Regions from separate parts of the Homo sapiens genome. Here region 1 is linked to region 2. Evidence: read pairs that join two places in POLR2A ChIA-PET (ENCODE). Cell type or tissue: OCI-LY7. All regions are shown on one strand. Each heading gives the region's core, and the rest is flanking DNA. Links, peaks and the distances in the headings are about the cores only. Region 1 overlaps PTGIS (prostaglandin I2 synthase). Region 2 has its middle 57 kb from the start of PTGIS.

The links. ChIA-PET counts read pairs that join two places held together with the same protein. Peaks named below come from ENCODE experiments on the same cell type or tissue, not always from the same donor. Only the 100,000 strongest peaks of a DNase experiment are listed, where the experiment ranks them.
Region 1: POLR2A ChIA-PET joins it to region 2 with 7 read pairs; 3 of 35 experiments call an interaction of 5 or more read pairs at or near these places.

What each region holds. Positions count from the first base shown.
Region 1 is chr20:49,512,908-49,518,282 of GRCh38, forward strand. PTGIS (prostaglandin I2 synthase) reads right to left here. Exons shown (of 10, transcript NM_000961.4): 7 at 1,320-1,488; 8 at 173-354. Among named protein-coding and RNA genes, the nearest start is that of KCNB1, 33 kb to the left of the region's middle. In OCI-LY7, for the core only: no CTCF peak of the experiment used is centred there; no DNase peak of the experiment used is centred there.
Region 2 is chr20:49,622,181-49,627,555 of GRCh38, forward strand. No RefSeq gene overlaps it. Among named protein-coding and RNA genes, the nearest start is that of PTGIS, 57 kb to the left of the region's middle. RefSeq lists an enhancer at 5,043-5,112. In OCI-LY7, for the core only: no CTCF peak of the experiment used is centred there; DNase peaks (open chromatin) are centred at 2,361 and 3,621; H3K4me3 peaks cover 2,112 bases; H3K27ac peaks cover 3,308 bases.

The sequences.
Region 1 (5,375 bases), core at 168-5,167, 110 kb before region 2:
TATGAGGTCCATTTCACAGGTGAGGAAGCAAACACAGAGAGGTGAAGCAATCTGGGCAATGTCACATAGCAAACAAAGAGCAGAGCCAGGCTGCCACTCAGATCTGGCTCATCCCAAAGTCACTGATTGTTCTCCCACAGACCCCATATGACCAGGCGCCCCTGCCATTTACCTCTGGGTCTGTGTAGATTTCTGGGTCTCTCTGGGGGCTCAGGAAGGGGAAGAGGAGGAGGCGGTCACCACGTCGCAGGTTGAATTCTCGCCCGTCTGCCATGGGCATGGCCAGGTCCACCACAACCTCGCGGGTGATGAAGGGGGCAGCTGTAAGCCTGAGGCTCTCACTCAGCACGCTATCTGCATGGGGCAGGTGCAAGGAAGAGTCAGCGGGCTATCCCTTCACCTGCTCATATGCCAACCCCAGCTCTTATTTTACAGAGGAAGATGAAGAGGCTCAGAGAGGGTGCCTGCCTCGCCCACACAGTCACATAGCAAGGTGAAAAAGGACACACGATGACATGTGGTCTCTGTGGTCCCTCAGAGACGTTTGAACATGAGGGTATCCAGGTCTGACCCCAAGAGAAGTTGTGAGGGAAGGTGGGAGCTAGGGAGATATCAGAAGGCTGGGGAGAGAGTAGGGCCATCAATCTCTGTTCCTGTCTGCCCGGCATATATTTCTCTTCTGGAAACGGGCCCCTGATTTTCCTCTAGGGTCCACCCCTCTCTCATTCTCAGGGGTTAGACTGCTGCTTCTATGCTCAACTCCTGGGATGGGGCTGTGACTGGCCAATCAGAGCATCCCTCTGAGCCCTGTGATTGGTTCAGGATGGACACATGACCCAAAGAAAGCCAATGAGACACAGTCTTGGGACTCTTGGTGGGAACACTGTAAGAGATTCAGAGTCTCACAGAGCCAGGAGGAAGTCAGCCTTGAGCTGCCAACAGCTACTGCCAGCCTGAGACTGGAGCCAACCCAGTGGGAAACAGGGCTGAGAGGTGGAGAGGAACTGAGTAGTCCTGACGACATTGTTAAAGTGCATGGATCCACCTGTGCCTGAAGCCAATCCTCTGGGCTTTTTAGTGACATGTCTCAAAGTACCTTTTCACCTTAGTCAATTGAAGTTAGGTTTTCTGTCACTTGACCCCTAGCTGAGGCTGGAGTATGGAGATGCCAGGTGTGTGAAGATAGGAGGCTTAGGGAGACCCTAGGTCGGAGGACACACTGATGGACCCTGGAAGACAGGAGTCCATGTTGGGGAGGGCTTTGGGGGTCCATGATGACGCAGTCTTAGGGGCTATCTTGGAGGGTCTGACGATCTCACCAAGCACAGGTGTGCTGTCTAGAACCTTCTGTGGGAGAGTGGTCGTCTGCGAGACAGGCTGCTCCGCTTGCCAAAGGATACTCTCGAGCTCTCCGCGGACAGCAGCCAGGGCTTCAGGATTCTTGAGAAGGAAGAGCAGGAGCCAGAAGGCAGCGGGACCCATATTCCCCTGCAAGGAGAAGGGCCCCTGTTATGCCATTATGAGGGCAGAGCTGACTCGTCTCTGCCAGGGACACAGCTCGGGCCAAGACAGAGGGGCCAGTAGGCCTGGGTTCCCACTGCTGCCAAACACCCAGGCATGACCAGTGTCTATCTCCAGCCTCAGGACATGGCCAAAACTGCCCTGTGGCCCAAAATACCTACTTCAAGGCCACTCGTGGCATCCCTGACTGTGTGCAAAGTCACTAATCCTAGGTCACACAGGTAATCTTCATAGCTAATCAGCAAAACAGTGTCAGTAATAGGAACAGGGTATATCAGTTAAGACTGTTCACATCTGAGAATGATCACATTGTTGGCCCCAATTCTTCCCCAATCGCAGAATCCACGCTCCTTACCATGTGAATTTGCTGTTCCTCCTATTCAAGAGCCAGAGCGTATTTCCCCTGCCCTTTGAATTTATGCTCAGCCGTGGACTTGCTTTGGCCAATAGATTGAGGTGGAATTGAAGGAACAGCCACTCTACGCCTAAGCCGCGAGAGACTTTGTGTTTCCACTTGCTCGGCAAGCCCACTGATCCCAAGAGGAGGATGAGAGACTCATGGACAGAGCTGAGCTGCCCCAATGAGCCAGACCCACAGACCCGTGAGTTAAATAAATGCTGATGGGTGTATGCCGCTGATGAGTTGTTATGGATGTTTGTTATGCAACAATAGCTAACTGGTGTGATATCTAAAGATTTGCTTCCAAATATAATCATTCTTGATGTAGTTTGGGAAGCAAAAAGTTCCCTATATGCTTTGTATCTTCAAATTCTATCAGTCACTTGAAGAATAAATGTGTGTGTGTTGTGTACGTATAAAACAAAGCCGCAATCATCATTGATGACTGAAAGCTATGAATAAAAATTATTTAAACTTCCCAATAGATAAACACTTAGGAAAACGAGTGGAATTTCTTGCTTCAAGGCTTCAGTCTTAGCTGAACATTTTCATACACATTTTAGCCTCAGCTCTTTGGTATGTGGCTAAAATGTGTATATGGCACCCTTTAGTGATCCAGATATGGGAAGAATACCAACTAATCTCAATTTGGGGGAAGGTTTTTGTCTGCCGTGACTATTCTATTCAATCATAATAATGGAATATTAAATCATCATTAAATATCATGTTTACCCACTAATTTCATTACAGACATAATTACACATGGGCAAAAGGACATATGCACAAAGATAATTATTGCAGTGCTCATGTAATAGAAAAATGCTGGAAACAATCTCATGTCTATCAATAAGAGATCAATGAGATCAATGAAGATCCATCCATTGGATGATGTGATGCAGGAAGTCATTAAAAAGAAGCTGGCTCTGTGTGTACCGATGTGGGACTGTAGCCAAGACACACAGAAGCATGCAAACGCAAGGTGCAGGGTGGTGGCTCAGCATGCTGCCATTTGTGTGTTTGTTTAAAGAGAAATATACATGAAGAAGTACAGACCATCTCTTTTTTTTTTTGAGACAGGGTCTTGCTCTGTCACCCAGGGTGGAATGCAGTGGCACAATCATAGCTCACTGCAGCCTCGACCTCCTAGGCTCAAGTGATCCTTCTGCCTTAGCCTCCCAAGGAGCTGGGGCCACAGGCATGTGCTACCCAGCTAGGTTTTTTTTTTTTTTTTGGTAGAGATGGAGGTCTCCCTATGTTTCCCAGGCTGATCTCAAACTCCTGGCCTCGAGCAGTCCTCCTGCCACAGCCTCCCAAAGAAGCACAGACCATCTCTAAGAGACACCAGAAACGGGTAACTGAGGTTACCTTGGGACAGAAGCTGGGAAGACAAGAGGATAAGGAGGAAGGAGGCTGACTTTCCTTGCAAATACCTTTTAAACTGTTCAAAATTTTTTAATGGACACACTAATTTTAAGTGAAACAGAAGCCACCCAGGCTGGAGTGCAATGGCACGATCGTGGCTCACTGCAACCTCCACCTCCTGGGCTCAAGTGATCCTCCTACTTCAGCCTCCCAAGTAGCTGATACAAGCATGCACCACCATGCCCGGCTAATCTTTCTATTTTTTGTAAAGATGAGGTCTCACTATGTTTCCCAGGCTGTATCCAAATCATTTCTACAGTGATGTACAATGTCATGAGAGATGCTCATGTTACAATATTAAACCAAATAGAAGGTTAGATTAAAACAGCTGCATGATCTTAACCACAGAAGAAAAACCTATGGGGAAAGGCTGGAAAGAAATGCACCATAGCATTAGTGATGGTGAGATAGATTTTGCCTTCCTCTTTAGTGCCCGTGAGGCCAGGAGGAACCACACTCCTCTGCTCAATACTTCCATCACGCAGGTGCCATTATTAGGCCTTTTACTGAAAAGGAAAACGAAGTACTCCCCGGTCACTACCCACTGCCCAGCATATAGTGGAGGCTCACTGATATTTGTCAAATAAACATCTGCATCCCTTTGGATTAGAGGTGGAGCTCCAAGACAGCCTGGGAGGTGGGCTAGAAGATCCCTGGACTGAGACCAGGTAGAGGTGGGTTCAAATCCCAGCTCCCCACTTTCTGTGACTGTGGACAAGTCACGTCCCCCTTTGGGTCTCAACACTGGGGGTAACATTGCCACCTCCTGGGTGGACGCAAGGGTCCAGTGAGGCTGAATGCAAGCAATCCCACACGTGCTGCGCCCATAGTAGGTGCTCAGAAGTGGTTACTCCTCCCCCACTGGCCCCTCCCCTGGATTTGAAAACAAGTCGGGGGGGCCTCCGGCCCTTTCTGAGAGTTCCACCAGCACCTCAGGTCCAGCTGACACAGCAAGGTCACCTGCTGTCCATCACTTAAATAGCCAGGCAAATGCGGATGATAAATAATTCAACACCAGCTTAGCTCAGCGCCAAGGCCATTTTATCTGGCCCAGATGGTTAGATGGGGGCCACCGCTCATTAATTACCAAGCAGGAGTGGAACACATGGGCGCTTGGCTATCTCTGCCTGCAGGAAAAAGCTGTGGCAAGTTAGGGAGGTGACCAAGACCGCCTTTTACCCAACTGCACAGATGTGAGTGTGAGTGTGTGTGTGTGTGTGTGTGTGTGCACACACAACCATAAGAGATCCTGAATTTGCCACCCTGGAATTTGAGCTTTCACCCACGGAGCCTTGCCTCCGTTTACTCAGGAAGACACTTCTTGTTTGTCTTCATTCCCTCCTACTGCAGCCAAAGGCCATGACCCAAAAGCAGTGCCACCCCTGTTCTAGCTTTCCTGTGAATGGCAGTGGCTGACCTCTGGGAGGCACTGACTGCGGGCCAGACCACACCCTTGGTGATTCACATGCTCCTTCTTGTTGCCTCCTGACAACATGGCCCATCAGTGGAAGTGGGGGACTTCCGCTGCCCGCTCCTGCCTGCATCCGCTTCCTTGTCGTTGGTAACAGCACCCCACTTTCCTTCAAAGAACCACCTCCTCTTAAGTCTAAGTCCATGTGGGCCATCCAGGACTGACCCATCCTTCCAGACTTCAAGTGTGGGCATGGGACCCAGGCGGAGGCACTGAGTGATCCACGCAGAGTGGGGCATATGACGTGGGCTGGGCCAGTGAGTATCAGTCTTGGGAGCTGTGCTAGAATTTAGGGGAAGGGAAGCCCTCCTCCATGGGATTGCTAAATTGCCTAGAGCTACTGGAGGCCATTGTAGTCATCCCCCAGGGGGAGACCCTCTGAGGATGTAGCCTGGCAGAAGAAGGGAGACCTGAGGGATGGGGGTCACAGATTGTGTTTCTTTTAATTTTTATGATTTAGAAGATTCCAACGGAATAAAAGAATATCCCGAGTGTGATGATGTGTTAGTGTAGGTCATAAATTGTAACAAATGTGCCACTCTGCTGAGGGACACCAGCGAT
Region 2 (5,375 bases), core at 306-5,305:
AAAGAACACCTTTTTCACTTTATTTATCACTTCTACTTTGTTTTTTCTATTTCATTAATTGCATAGTTTACCTTTAATTTCTTATTCCTATCCTTTTGGCTTCTTATATTTTCTATTTTCTTAAGTTAAATACTTAATCCACTTTGTTTTCAATTTTTAAAAATAATAGACGTCTTTAAGGCTATACATTTTCCTCTGTAGGCAGCATTAGCTATGTCTCACACACTTTGGTATGAACAGTGTCTGCTTTTTAAGACTCTAGATAAGTTTCCATGTTGGTTCTGATTTTCCTCTGATTCAGGGGCCATTTAGAAATAATAGCTATTTTTCAAGAAGTTAAAATTTTGAGGTTGCTTTTGATAATTTATTCTGAATTTTATTGGATTATGAAATGAGAATGTGGCTTGGAAACATCTCTACTTTGCAACTTCACTTTGCCATTTACAAACTCTCACTAGACCAGAGTTTCCTTGCTGAGCATGTTTCCTCATCTGTAAAGCGAGCACAATAAACAGTGGCTACAGATTTATGCCAGGTGTGGTGGCTCATGCCTGTAATCCCAGCACTTTGGGAGGCCAAGGCAGGTGGATCACTTGAGATCAGGATTTCGAGACCAGCTTGGCCAACGTGGTGAAACCTCATCTCTAGTAAAAATGCAAAAATTAGCCAGGCATGGTGGTGCACACCTGTAATCCCAGCTACTCAGGAGGCTGAAGCAGGAGACTCACTTGAACCTGGGAGGCAGAGGTTGCAGTGAGGTGAGATAGCACCATTGTACTCCAGCCTGGGCAACAGAGCGAGACTCCGTCTCAAAAAGGAAAAAAAAAAAAGAGTTTCTATGGCCACCTGGGATAGGAGGCTTTTCTTGAAGCCACTTTACCCTAATAAACCCATTGTCTTTACTTATGTTGTATTTATATCTGCAGCGGCCTTGATGCTGTCACTGACCACTGGGACACCCCAGGCCTGACAGGCAGCTCCTGACACCAACTCAAATGCTAGTTCCGCCGGGTGCAGTGGCTCACGCCTGTAATCCCAGCACTTTGGGAGGCCAAGGCAGGCAGATCACCTGCGGTCAGGAGTTCAAAACCCCATCTCTACTAAAAGTACAAAAATCAGCCAGGTGTGGTGGTGTGCACCTTTAATCCCAGCTATTCGGAAGGCTGAGGCAGGAGAATCACTTGAATCTGGGAGGCAGAGGTGGCAGTGAGCCAAGATTGCACCACTGCACTCCAGCCTGGATGACAGAGCAAGACTTCATCTCAAAAAAAAAAAAAATTATTTTGCTGAGAGAAATCTGGACTATACATTCCAGCTGTGACCAACTTATGACACTGCAGCTATATTTTTATTAGTCAGTGGATCTAAAACCAAAAAGTGTGAAAAAAGAAAAATTTCTCAATGATAGGCAAACAAATCTTAATATGTGGTTTATTACTTTGTATTTGGTTCCACTGATTATTCTGTCAACAGGAATGTTAGTGGCCTTGCCACCAGCAAGGTTGGCAATCTTGGCTCCCAGTTACTTCTCTTGTAGGTCGGTCTTAAGAACAAGGCTTTGGCCAGGCGCAGTGGCTCACGCCTGTAATCCCAGCACTTCGAGAGGTCGAGGTGGGTGAATCATGTGGTCAGAAGTTCGAGACCAGCCTAGCCAACATGGTGAAACCCTGTCTCTACTAAAAAAAAAATACAAAAATTAGCCAGGCATGGTGGTGCGCGCTTGTAATCCCAGCTACTCAGGAGGCTGAGGCAGGAGAATCGCTTGAACCTGGAAGGTGGAGGTTGCAGTGAGCCGAGATCGCGCCATTGCACTCCAGTCCGGGTGACAGAGCGAGACTCTGTCTCAAAAAAAAAAAAAAAAAAAAAAAAAGAAAAAGAAAAGAAAGAAAGAAAAAGGCGTTAAGGCTTTAGGATTGGATGTGGTGGCTCATGCCTGTAATCTCAGCACTTTGGGAGACTGAGGCAAGGGGCTCACTTGAGGTCAGGAGTTCAAGACCAGCCTGGGCAACATAGGGAGACCTCGTCTCTACAAATAACTTAAAAATTAGCCAGGTGTGATGGCGCATGCCTGTAGTCCCAGCTACTCGGGAGGCTGAAGTAGGAGGATCACTTGAGACCAGGAAATTGAGCCTGCAGTGAGCCGAGATCGCGACACTGTACTCCAGCCTGGGCAACAGAGCAAGAGTTTGTCTCATTAAAAACAAAACAAAACAAACAAACAAAAAAAAACAGACAACAAAAATAGCAAGAGTACTTTAGATTTATAGACGGTGCTTTGCAGTGAAGCTGCCATGATGAAAGCTTCCATTGACCGACCACCTGTCGTGTGTGAAGCATTGTTCTTGGTAACTCACATATGTTGCTGCATTTCCTCTTCACAATAACTTCATGTGGAAAGTTTTACCACCTCCCTTCTCCAAATGAGAAAACAGTATAAGAGAAATGTGACTTTACCAAGAGCACCCAGCTTCTGAGTGGGTTCAGCCTGGGGGTGTCTGGCTCTTCCTACATCTGGAATCTTCAGATTGAGAAGGTTCATTGTCATTTACTCAGCAAATATTTGAGCATCTGCCCCTTGCCTTCTGTCCTGCAGTATGCCGAATTCTGGACTAGGTGCTGGAGATGGAACAGGGAGCAAAACAGCGTCCTTTGTCCCCTGTCCCAGTTGGGAAGAAAGACAAAGAAAAGACAAACAAAACAAAACAAGACGAAAACAGCACTTCACAGTATATATGATGTTAGAGAGGGACGGGGCAGCTAAGATTCTCAACAGTTCATTTCAGTACTAAACTGTTTTACTTCTATTCTGTTTCTTTTCTTTTTTCTTTTTTTCTTTTTTTGAGATGGAGTCTCACTCTGTTGCTCAGGATGGAGTGCAGTGTCGCGATCTCAGCTCACTGCAACCTCCACCTCTCGGGTTCAAGCGATTCTCCTGCCTCAGCCTCCTGAGTAGCTGGGGTTAGAGGTGCCCGCCACCACACCTAGCTAATTTTTGTGTTTTTAGTAAAGACGGGATTTCACCATGTTGGCCAGGCTGGTCTCGACCTCCCAACCTCAGGTGATCCTCTGCCTCAGTCTCCCAAAGTGCTGGGATTACGTGCATGACCCTCTGCACCCAGACTCTATTCTATTTCTGTCATCAGGCGGATTGACAGACACAAAAATGTAGTGTCTCTATTGCCCTAGATCTCTTTAGCCATGTCCGAGGACCAAGGAATGTAAAATTTATTTGTTTTTGAGACAGGGTGTCACTCTGTTGCCTAGGCTAGAGTGCAGTGGTGGATCCTCCCACCTCAGCCTCCCGAATAGTTGGAAGTACAAACGTAACACCATCATGCCCAGCTAATTTTATATATATATATTTGTAGAGACAGGGCCTTGCCATGTTGCCCAAGTTGGTCTTGAACTCCTGGCTTCAAGCGATCCTCCCACCTCGGAATCTCAAAGTGCTGGGATTACAGGCGTGAGCCACCGTGCCGCCCAGCCCAGGGTTCTGTTGTAATGAGCGCGTCCTTCTTGTGGTGTGTCCTTTCTTCACTTGCAGTCTTCACTCACAGCCCTGCCATTTCTTGTTCCTGTGTAATCTGTCACTTTGTGGCACTTCCTTTTCCTCTGTGTTGACAGAGCCTGGCTTGTTTAGCCACTCTTGTGTCCTCAGGGGGTTTGATTTCCTTCCATGTTATTGCTATTATGTGTTACATAGCGATGAACTAGCCAGGACACATTGTTATTTTTCCCCTGGTTTGCCTCCCTGTTCGTAATCCTCCGTCACCGTTCACATTTCTATTGATTTTCAGCCAAACTCGGGGGTTGGCAAATTACGGCCACCCACCTGTTTTTGTAAATAAAGTTTTATTGGAATGCAGCCAAGCCTGTTTGTTTACATATTGTCTGGGGCTGCTTGAGCTATGAGGGCAGAATTGAGAAGTTGAATAGCTGAGTGACAGAGACTGCATACAGCCCCTGTGACGGTGGAAAAAACAACTGTTTTTCCTCTGCTCTCACACTACAGCAATCAACACTAAAGACTTTTTTTTTGAGACATAGTCTCACTCTATCACCCAGGCTGGAGTGCAGTGGCACAATCTCAGCTCACTGCAACCTCCGCCTCCGGGTTCAAGTGATTCTCCCACCTCAGCCGCCAGAGTAGCTGGGATTACAGGCACCCACCACCACGCCTGGCTAATTTTTGTATTTTCAGTCAATATGGGTTTTCACCATGTTGGCCAGGCTGGTCTCGAACTCCTGATCTCAGGTGATCTGCCCACCTCAGCCTCCCAAAGTGCTGGGATTATAGGTGTGAGCCAGTGCACCTGGCCACAGAACATCTCCATGACCAAATGTGTGTCTGTTTTTCCCCAAGCACCAAGCAGTGGACACCAGCGGGGCATCCCCCAATTCCACTCCGATGCTGTCTACCTGAAGATAGCCTCGGGTCACACAGGTTGAGGGCTCAGTCCCCAAGACTGTCCCCTCCTTCCCACCAGTCACAAGTCCAGGCTTCCAGAACTTCTGACCGATCAGCTCCAAACCCGCTCTTTGGGTTTAATTTATTTGCTAAAGCAGCTCACAGAACTCAGGCAAACTTACTTTTACGTCTACTGGTTTATGACAAAGGTTCTTTTAAAGGACGCAGTTAAACAGCCAGATGAGACACACACAGTGAGGTCTGGAAGGGTCCTGAGCCTGTCCCCATGCCACCCTCCCAGCACGTGGATGAGTTCTTGTTCACCTTCTTACAAACCTCCGTGTGTTCAGCTATCTGGAAGCTCTCTGAGCCCTGTCCTCTTGGCTTTTTTTTTTTTTTTTTTTTTTGAGACAGGGTCTTGCTCTGTCACCCAGGCTGGAGTGCAGTGGTGCGATCTCGGCTCACTGCAACCTCTGCCTCAAGGGTTCAAGCGATTCTCCTGCCTCAGCCTCCTGAGTGAGCTGAGATTACAGGCATGTGCCACCACGTACAGCTAATGTTTGTATTTTTAGTAGAGAAGGGGTTTCCCCATGTTGGTCAGGCTGGTCTCGAACTCCTGACCTCAAATGATCCACCTGCTTCAGCCTCCCAAAGTGCTGTCTCTCCATCTGACTGCAAGGAAATGAAGTTGCAGGGAAGTGAAGTGACTTCCCCAGGCCATGGAGTTGTTGGCTGTAGAAGTGCAACCAGCAGATCATCTCTCCTGGGCCCTGCTCTTCCTAGAATTCACAGTGGAAGATGTATACCCTACTCCCACCTATTCCTTACCTCCGAGCCTCCCTACACAGCAGAGACCTCTCTCCTACATGACTGCCACCCACCATTGTCCTAGAAATAAGTCAAACAGTGGCATTTGTCAGTCCCACATCTAGTCGTAGCAGGGTGCTGTGTGGGGCGGGCGTGGTGG